Regions from separate parts of the Homo sapiens genome. Here all the other regions are linked to region 1. Evidence: chromatin contacts called from ENCODE Hi-C or POLR2A ChIA-PET data. All regions are on one chromosome and are shown on one strand. Each heading gives the region's core, a stretch centred on a gene start or an enhancer-like site at or near the end of the contact. The rest is flanking DNA. Distances are from core to core; before and after follow the strand shown.

Region 1 (3,132 bases), core at 515-3,014:
TGGAAAGGAAGGTGTCAAAGAAGGCACTTAGCTCAGGAAACTGGGTGGTACCATTGGCTGAGATGGAGCAGAGTGCAAGTTTAGGAGAGTCAGTAGAATTCAGATGTGCATACGTTGAGTTAAATGAGATGCCGGTGATACGGCTAAAACCAAAACCAAGGAGGCTGTTGGATAAATCACCGGCATTTCAAACTTAAGGTGTATAAAGGTGAATTCTTCATTTACCTTATTCTGAAATTCAGAGACGTCCAGGCTAGAAATGGAAATTTTTTTTTTTAAGCATTATGAGTGCTATTTAAGTCACTTACGGATGATGCTATCTAGGGAGAACACATAAACACAGAAGAGTTCCAAGAATCAAACCCTAAGGAACTCCAACATTTGGAGGGTGGATCCAGAAAGAGAAGGCAGGAGAGAGGAGAGAAAGCCAGTGCCTGAGGGGAGCCAGGAAGGACTCACAAGACAAACACAGCCTAGAACTGTGCTTACATTGTGCTTGGAAAAAGAAATAGACACCAGATCCCTGCTTCCTGTTTCCTTATGTGAACCCAAAGTATCCGAGACAGGTCTCAACCAATTTAGAAAGTTTATTTTGCCAAGGTTGAGGACACACGCCCGTGACACAGCCTCAGGAAGTCCTGACCACATGTGTCCAAGGTGGTCAGGGCACAGCTTGGTTTTATACATTTTAGGGAGACATGAGACATCAATCAATATGTGTAAGATGTACATTGGTTTGGTCCAGGAAGGCGAGACAACTCGAGGTGAGGGACGGGGCTTCCAGGTCACAGGTGGATAAGAGACAAACAGTTGCATTCTGTTGAGTTTCTGATTAGCCCTTCCTTGTGGAATTAGGTATTTCCTTGTGGGCAAATTATGAGCAAGGTGTGTAGCTTTTTTTTTTTTTTAATCTTTGTAGCTCTCTTATTTAGGAAATAAAATGGGGGGCAGGTTTGCCTGAAAGTTCTCAGCTTGACTCCTTGGCTTAGTGATTTTGGGTTCCTTGGAAAATGATTTATTTTCCATTCACACTTGTGGCAGGAAGTGGCCCAGACTCATGGAGTTTCAGTGTCAAAGTCTAGGCTGGTATAGAGGGAGCCCATGTGCTTGTCTAAGTTTATTCATTTGTCTACACTAGCAGGTGACGGGTGGCTGGGCACAGTGGCTCATGCCTGTAATCCCAGAACTTTGGGAGGCCGAGGTGGGTGGATCACTTGAGGTCAGGAGTTCAAGACCAGCCTAGCCAAGATAGTGAAACCCTGTCTCTACTAAAAATACAAAAAATACGGCCGGGCACGGTGGCTCACACCTGTAATCCCAGTACTTTGGGAGGCTGAGGCAGGTGGATCACGAGATCAGGAGATCGAGACCATCCTGGCTAACATGGTGAAACCCCATCTCTACTAAATACACAAAAAAATTAGCTGGGCGTCATGGCAGGCACCTGTAGTCCCAGCTACTCAGGAAGCTGAGGCAGAGAATTGCTTGAATCCAGGTGGTGGAGGTTGCAGTGAGCCTAGATCATGCCACTGCACTGCAGCCTGGGTGACAGAGCAAGACTCCATCTCAAAACAAAAACAAAAACAAAAAATTAGCCAGGTATGGTGGCACATGCCTTTAGTCCCAGCTACTGGAGAGGCTGATGTGAAAGGATCACCTGAGCCTTCATCACTGCAGTGAGCTGTGATGACTGAACAGGGTGAGTCAGCTCGGGGGCAGGTGCCCACAAGCCTTTGAGAGAGGGAGTCCACTCTGAGGATGGGTGGGTGGGGCTCAGGCATTGTTAGTCATATTCTTGTTCTCATTTCCTGTTTTTTTTTTTTAATCTCTCTCTGCCACTTCCTTTGATTACACCCATTTCTCCTCTTTCTACCTTACTATCTTCCCCCGCCAGAAAGCTAATTATGATTTCAGCAATCATTTGTCCCCATAATCCCATGATAATAAAATGTCCTTGTCCTCATCAATTACTATGCTGATTTATTTATTTTTTTTTTTTTTTGAGACAGTCTCCCTCTGTTGCCCAGGCTGGAGTGCAGTGGTGTGATCTCGGCTCCCTGAAACCTCTGCCTCCCAGGTTCAAGCGATTCTCCTGCCTCAGACTCCTGAGTAGCTGGGATTACAGGCACGTGCCACCATGCCCAGCTAATTTTTGTATTTTTAGTAGAGACCAGGTTTGACCATGTTGGTCAGGCTGGTCTCGAACTCTTGACCTCGTGATCCGCACACCTTGGCCTCCCAGAGTGCTGGGATTACAGGCGTGAGCCACTGCTCCCGGCCAAATTTTTTTCCTTCACATCTCTTTTGAATGCTTGAAAATTGCTGCCAGATATTTTTGTTTGTTTGTTTATTTATTTTGAGGCAGAGTCTTGCTGTGTCGCCCAGGCTGGAGTGCAGTGGTGCAATGTTGGCTCACCGCAACCTTCGCCTCCTGGGTTCGAGCGATTCTCCTGCCTCAGCCTCCCAAGTAGCTGTGATTACAGGCGCCCACCACCACGCCAGTCTTTTTGTATTTTTAGTATAGACGGGGTTTCACCATGTTGGCCAGGCTCATCTTGAACTCCTGGCCTACCAAAGTGCTGGTATTACAGGCATGAGCCACCACGCCTGGCCTGTTTGAGACAGAGTCTCGCTCTGTCGCCCAGGCTGGAGTGCAGTGGCATGATCTTGGCTCACTGCAACCTCCACCTCCTGGGTTCAAGCGATTCTCCTGCTTCAGCCTCCCAAGTAGCTGGTACTACAGGCGCCCACCACCATGCCTGGCTAATTTTTGTATTTTTAGTAGAGACAGGGTTTCACCATCTTGGCCAGGCTGGTCTCGAACTCCTGACCTCAGGTGATCCACCTGCTTCGGCCTCCCAAAGTGCTGGGATTACAGGCGTGAGCCACCATGTTTGTTTTTTGAGATGGAGTCTCACTCTGTAGCCCAGGCTGGAGTGCAGTGGCACGATCTCGGCTCACTGCAACCTCCGCCTCCTGGGTTCAAGCGATTCTTCTACCTTAGCCTCCTGAGTAGCTGGAATTACAGGCACATGCCCCCACACCCAGCTAATTTTTGTATTTTTAGTAAAGGATGGGGTTTCACCATGTTGGCCAGGCTGGTCTCAAACTCCTGACCTCCAGTGATCCACC
Region 2 (3,136 bases), core at 129-2,628, 160 kb after region 1:
ATATTTATTATGGAAAAATTACAGCCCTGGAAAATAAAATATTACAAAGATCTTATACATGTCTTTAAAGAATCAAAATTTATAAAGACAACTAGAAAATGTAGTTTAAAAACTTTGATTCCAGGATGTATTAACAAAGTAGCTTAAAATACCTCAAATAAACAGCCCAGATACTGAAATTTCTTTAGTGCCAAAGAAACTCTTACTTGCTTTTAAAACCAAACAGCTTTTGAAGCAAACACTCAACAATAACCACAGTTTTAATGCAGTCAATAGGCGATATAACACACGTATCTCAATCCCCAAAGGGAAATATCAGGTATCATTCTGGAGTTACAAAACACCAACCTTTTTAATCGCATGTAGTTTTCACTGGCAGCTGGTCGGCATTCAGCTCTTTGTACCACTATTCCTTCCAATGACAGCTTATCTTGAATGGAAAAAAAAAAGGATTCAGAGATAATACTTATCATTTTCAAGACTGTATTTTGACACACTAAACACAGTAATATGACAATCAAATATAATTAATATCAAAAATCAAGAAAAAATAGTTAAGTTTCAGGAATCTCACTGGTCAGAACAGAGAGAAGCCTTATTCTTGGCTTAGTAACAAACTGGGCTCCTGTCAGATTTGTTTATTAGGCTGCTGTGGCCCTTTGCCAGGAACAGCTTTTATACACTCTGCTCCTTCTAAATAAGGTAGCTTAAAAGGGCATAAAATCAAATTAAAGAGTATAAAGGCTATCGTCTTTGACAAAGAAGTAACTTCTGAAAACACAGCTAGTCTAAACCACTAAATCAAAGACCGTGTGTGTGTGTGTGTGTGTGTGTGTGTGTGTGTGTGTTTGTGTATGTGAATAAAATTCTCAAGTACCTTGTGACTAAAACAGCCAGCCCAGAAAATACTGTGACACTGGGCAGGTCTACTGTCTGGGTTATATTGTGTACCAGTTCAGCCTGCCAGCTGCTCTGACTTCTGTTTTCCTGCAGAATTCTAAATCTGGGCATGTCAAAACAGAATCTTTAACTGCTATGAATATTTGTCCAAACAGAAAGGCAATTTCCCCTATCCTTAGTAATTCTTATAGTGACTCTGACATAAAACCTAGGAGAATCAGAAAAAGGAAACAAAGGCTAGCATCTATTGTGTGCCTACTGGCCACCAAGCATTGTGGTGTGGTCACTTGACAGACCTTACCTTATTGTATAATACACATATAAATGTCTCATAATGGTACCAGCTTTATACCCTGGAAATGTATGACTGTGGTTAGAAACAGTCATATTTCCACAAGAATTCACCTGGGTTTTAAGAAAAGACTCAGGAAATTCCCTGGCTCATGAGTAGTGCATTTATGATTCATCTTTTCAGAGAGAATTACTTCATTCCACTAACATTAGCAAAATGTCTGCTATGCAAAAGGCCCCATCTAGGCATTGTGGAATCAAGATGATTAAGACACAGTACTGTTTTCAAGAAGCATACAGTTCACTGGGGGAGACAGATAAATTGATCAAAATGCAGAAAGTGTATAGAACCATGCCTACATATTTATACTAAAAAATCTTTTTTTAGTGATCTTTGGATGTCTCCAAAATCTAGGAGACTCTGTACGAACTAATTACAAGCACACCGTATATAATCAATGTATCCAGGGTCCCTTAATGCAACATATGCAACAAATCTCAAGAAGATGCAGAAAAAGCAATGATGAGAAGCATGACTACCTTATACCAAAATATGGCAGGAAGAAAATATTTTAAAAGCCGTTATTATTTTATAATAAAGTTTAAATTCTAAAAATAATTTCCTCTCATTAAAGTCTTTAATAAAATTAAAATTTGAATTTTCTTAAAGCAAAAAGCTTATATTCAAGTTTGGCTCTTGCTGAAGCTGAAAGTTCTATCAAGAAAAATTCTTTAGTCGTCACAACAATAGCAAGATTTGGGAAAATCTGATATATCAAATGTCTTAAATGCATAAGGAAAGTCCAATAAAGGAAGACAATTAATCCTTTAAAAAAATAAATCTAGGTCGGCCACGGTGGCTCACAGCTATAATCCCAGCACTTTGGGAGGCCGAGGCAGGCAGATCATGAGGTCAGGAGATCGAGACCATGCTGGCCAACATGGTGAAACCCTGTCTCTACTAAAATATAAAAAATTAGCCAGGCATGGTGGCACACACCTGTGGTCCCAGCTACTCAGGAGGCTGAGGCAAGGGAATCGCTTGAACCCAGGAGGCAAAGGTTGCAGTGAGCCAAGATAGTGCCACTGCACTCCAGCCTGGCAACAGAGCAAGACTCCGTCTCAAAAAACTAAATAAATAAAATAAATCTAGACTACTATCCCTGCAAATAATTTAGTCACATATCCACGTTTATTAATGTTGCAACTAAAAGAGCTACTGATATGGTCTGGCTCTGTGTCCCCAGCCAAATCTCATCTCAAATTATAATCCCCACGTGTCAAGGGAGGGAAGTGACTGGATCATGGGGCAGTTCCCCCTATGCTGTTCTCGTGATAATGAGTGAGTTCTCACTGGCAGCTTTTTCCTGTGCTCTCACTTCTCCCTCCTGCCACCTTGGTGCCTGCTTCCCCTTTGCTTTCCACCATGAATGTAAGTTTCCTGAGGTCTCCTCAGGTATGCGGAACCGTGAGTCAATTAAACCTGTTTCCTTTATAAACTACCCAGTCTCAGGCATTTCTTTATAGCAGTGTGAAAATGGACTAATATAGCTACCTTTTACTAAGTGAATGCTCCCCACTTATTTAGCAGTACCTACTCCAGGTGGACAGGCTGAATTTAACTTTCAGTTAAAGGTTTGTGCTATCAACCTTCTCCATATGACAGCTCAAGGGTAGAAATCAGGTCCACAGCAACTGCCCATTACAACTTGGCCACCAATCTCCTCACTATTCTTCAGTCAAGGTCACTCACACAGAGCAATAACATTTACTTTCTCAAACCATAATTTTCTATCATATCTTCTTTTCAAACCTAAAATAGCTTCCAAATGCTACTCAAAGTGAATGGAAAAGTCTTCATCAGCAACGAATTTTCCCATCCACTGGATGTTCCTAAGTAACCTGACATCTCTGTTCACTTCCTTTCTCCCCTTCTCTTCTTAAA
Region 3 (3,463 bases), core at 89-2,588, 200 kb after region 1:
TACTATACTAGTGCCATCACCATATCAACAGACTACCTTTCTCTTTTTTTTTTTTTGAGACTGTCTCACTGTGTTGCCCAGGCTGGAGTGCAGTAGCACAATCCTGGCTCGCTGCAACCTCCACTTCCTGGGTTCAAGTGATTCTCGTGCCTCAGCCTCCCAAGTAGCTGAGATTACAGGTGTCTGCCACCACGCTGGACTAATTTTTGTATTTTTAGTAGAGACGGGGTTTCGCCAAGTTGGCCGGGCTGGTCTTGAACTCCTGGCTGGAATTACAGATGTGTGCTGAGGAGCTGGGATTATAGATGCGCACCACCACACTTGGCTAATTTTTGTATTTTCAGTAGAGACGGGGTTTCGTCAGGTCAGCCAGGCTGATCTCAAACTCCTGGCCTTAAGTGATCTGCCCACCTTGGCCTCCCAAAGTGCTGAGATTACAGGCGTGAGCCACCACATCCAGCCCTCAATAGACTACATTTCTAAGTGATAAAAATACAAAGGCAACCAAATAACCTGTCTCTGTTTTTATAATGTAATGCTATACTGCAGAGGGAAAAATCAGTTACATGGCATTTTTTACACTTTAAATTTTGATAATGGTACCCTTATGCTCAAAGAACTAGAGAAAAAATCATGCTACTATAACCTTGAATGAGGTTTTTAAAAATAGTGGCAATGTTATTTGAAAAAGCCAAAGGAAATGAAATTTTTAAAATTAAAGTATTTTAAAATTACAATTGTTTCAATTACTTAGTTTTAATACCGCGACTAAGTAATTTACTTTTTTTCTTTTTTTTTGAGACAGAGTCTCACTCTGTCGCCCAGGCTGGAGTGCAGTGGCGCTATCTCGGCTCACTGCAACCTCCGCCTCCTGGGTTCAAGCAATTCTCCTGCCTCAGCCTCCAGAACAGCTGGTGCTACAAGCGTGCGCCACCATGCCTGGCTAATTTTTTTTATTTTTAGTAGAGATGGGGAATCACCATGTTGCCCACGCTGAAGTAATTTACATTTTAATTGATTTTACTAAGTTAGGTTTGGTTTTACAAAGAAACCAAGTTCTTCCTAAGATCTTAAGTATACAATGAATCAAAACAAAGAACCGACTTTATAAACTGGAAGCTACAGAAAATCAAAAGGAAGAAGAGAAATATGTTTGTATAGCCTGTCATTTTCTCCAGGTATGACACAAAAAAATCTCTACTCAAGCTAAACACTGGACTTCCACAATTGTTAGAAATTTGGAGCACATTGCCTAACACATCTCCAAGGAACTTGGTTAGTTTCCACCAGTTAAACTATAAAGATTTTGTTTTGAGAATTGCAGACTAGTCATAATGAGTCACAATAATACACGCCAACTCCAGGACAACAGTTACCTCTAGCAAGTGAGGTAAGGGTTAGGGGGTGGGGGGTGGGGAGAAATCTAAAATGTTTTCTAGCTTTAAAGAAATATGGCAAATGTCAACACTTATGAAATACAGCTGTTAGGCATAGGTTAAACTATTCACTATACTTTTCTGTAGGTTTGAAATATTTCACAATTAAAAACTGGAGAGTAAATCATAAGTTTTAATAAGTTTGTGATTCCAAACCTTAATATTATCCTACACTGCGGTTTCTTTTAATCCTCCTCATCCCAACCTCAGATTATTAAAGCTACCACATATTTATGCATGAATACCTGAATATGAAGAGTGCAAACACTGCTTTTACAAATCTCTTTCTGGCCACTAAATAAAGGAACATTTTCTGCTATTAGGTTTAACTTTTCAGAGAGCAGACCTGGCTCAGGCAGTTGGCAGTAAAATACAAAACTAAATCTCTGCAGTCAGTCACAACCTTGGTGGCAGTTCAGGAAATAAACACTAAACTCATATATTTTTGTTCCTGTTTGTTCCTCCTCACAAGTATAAGATTGTCAGAAGCTGGTATGATTCCAAATGTTCAGTGGCAAGGCTGTTACTCAAAGGAGTAAGCAAAAAACAGAGCTTCCTTACTCCTTCCATAGGGCCTTTACTAGCGGAGTGAGAAAGAACCACTAGCTGCCAAAGTGAATGGGACTTGAAGATGGCTGCCCTGTGAAATGCAGTGATGAAAGAGACAAGCTGGAGTCACCACAGAGCATCTATCCAGGCAGACCTAGCAGGATTTCTATTACCTACTTAAAGAGACTGTTTTAACATATATTTCTAAATATCAGGAAATAGGGGCTAGTCACACAATCTCTTAGAGCTTCTGTCATATCATCTGCAAAATGAAGATTTTTTAAAAGTCCCTCCCTCGTGGAGTTGTGAGGAGAATTAAATAAGATAGTAAATACAAAGACAGGTTGTATTTACTATCTTATTTAATACAGATTTATTAAGACAGGTTATCCACCAACAGAAGTGGAATAAATACCTAAAAGTGTAAACTATACCTAAAAGAAATAGTTTAAAAGTGGTTCAAATCTGGTTAAAAAAATATGTACTGTATTCATTTTTTCTTTTTGAGACAGAGTTTCGCTCTTGTTGCCCAGGCTGGAGTGCAATGGCATGATCTCGGCTCACTGCAACCTCTGCCTCCTGGGTTCAAGTGATTCTCCTGCCTCAGCCTCCCGAATAGGCGGGATTACAGGCACTCACCACCACAGCTGGCTAATTTTTTGTATTTTTGGTAGGGACGGCGTTTCACCATGTTGGCCAGGCTGGTCTTGAACTCCTGACCTCAGGTGATCTGCCCACCTTGGCCTCCCAACCTGCTGGGATTACAGGCCTGAGCCACGGTGCCCGGCCCCTGTATTCTTAAAACCAACAATAAACACTGAAACAGGCATGCAATTCAGTGTTACGCATGAGGTTCCCCTAAGAAGCACTGGGGGGAGGAGTGTCTCTATTAGGTAGGCCATCCCAATAAAAAGTGATCAACACTTCACCAGGTATTTTAAAATGGAGCTTGCAATCTTTTCACACTACCACACACTAAATTAGCATTCTTCAAAGTATGGTCTATAAATCCCCAGGGGTCCTCAAGATCATTTGGGTGTCCACAAGGTCAAAATATTTTCTTAAAATATTTAATTACCTTTTTCACTGTGTTGATATTTGCCAATAGTGCAAAAGCAACGGTGGGTAAGGCTACTGGTACCACCACAAATTGAGGCCAAATGGTACCAAAACTGTATCACTGTTTTGCTACTACACTAAAGTGCTAGGTGTATTCTTCACCACCTAGCACTTGCAATTTTTTAAAAAGTCTGTTTCACTTCACAATGTCCTTGATGAACAGTAAAAACTGTTTTTATTAAATTTCAACCCTTGAGTATGCATCCTTTAACATTCTGTGACACCAAATGGCAAATGCACATGAAATGCTTCTGCTGGACACTAACATAAGATGATTGCCTCAAAGAAAAGCATAGTTGCAACTGTTTGAGTTGAGTGCTGAGCTAGCTACTTTTGTTGTGGAAGATCATTGTTACTTG

The links. A loop is a pair of places that touch in the nucleus more often than their neighbours do. ChIA-PET counts read pairs that join two places held with the same protein, here RNA polymerase II (POLR2A). Pooled maps may share reads with other maps.
Region 2: a loop to region 1 is called in a pooled map, with 7 times the contacts of the local background. The contact joins two enhancer-like sites. A Hi-C loop is called at or near these places in 5 of 50 pooled maps. POLR2A ChIA-PET finds 5 or more read pairs at or near these places in 2 of 52 experiments (OCI-LY7 and endothelial cell of umbilical vein).
Region 3: POLR2A ChIA-PET joins it to region 1 with 11 read pairs in activated naive CD4-positive, alpha-beta T cell. The contact joins two enhancer-like sites. POLR2A ChIA-PET finds 5 or more read pairs at or near these places in 3 of 52 experiments (B cell, H1 and activated naive CD4-positive, alpha-beta T cell).

What each region holds. Positions count from the first base shown.
Region 1 is chr13:45,366,168-45,369,299 of GRCh38, reverse strand. All of the region lies in intron 3 of TPT1-AS1 (TPT1 antisense RNA 1), which reads right to left. Among named protein-coding and RNA genes, the nearest start is that of TPT1-AS1, 26 kb to the right of the region's middle. RefSeq lists an enhancer at 1,321-1,827. Within about 2 kb of position 1,764, at least 12 of the 41 ENCODE cell types and tissues checked have a DNase peak (open chromatin) inside an H3K27ac peak, as active enhancers do.
Region 2 is chr13:45,204,718-45,207,853 of GRCh38, reverse strand. GTF2F2 (general transcription factor IIF subunit 2) reads right to left here. Exons shown (of 8, transcript NM_004128.3): 5 at 349-430. Among named protein-coding and RNA genes, the nearest start is that of KCTD4, 5.2 kb to the right of the region's middle. Within about 2 kb of position 1,378, at least 15 of the 41 ENCODE cell types and tissues checked have a DNase peak (open chromatin) inside an H3K27ac peak, as active enhancers do.
Region 3 is chr13:45,160,871-45,164,333 of GRCh38, reverse strand. All of the region lies in intron 4 of GTF2F2 (general transcription factor IIF subunit 2), which reads right to left. Among named protein-coding and RNA genes, the nearest start is that of KCTD4, 38 kb to the left of the region's middle. Within about 2 kb of position 1,338, at least 5 of the 41 ENCODE cell types and tissues checked have a DNase peak (open chromatin) inside an H3K27ac peak, as active enhancers do.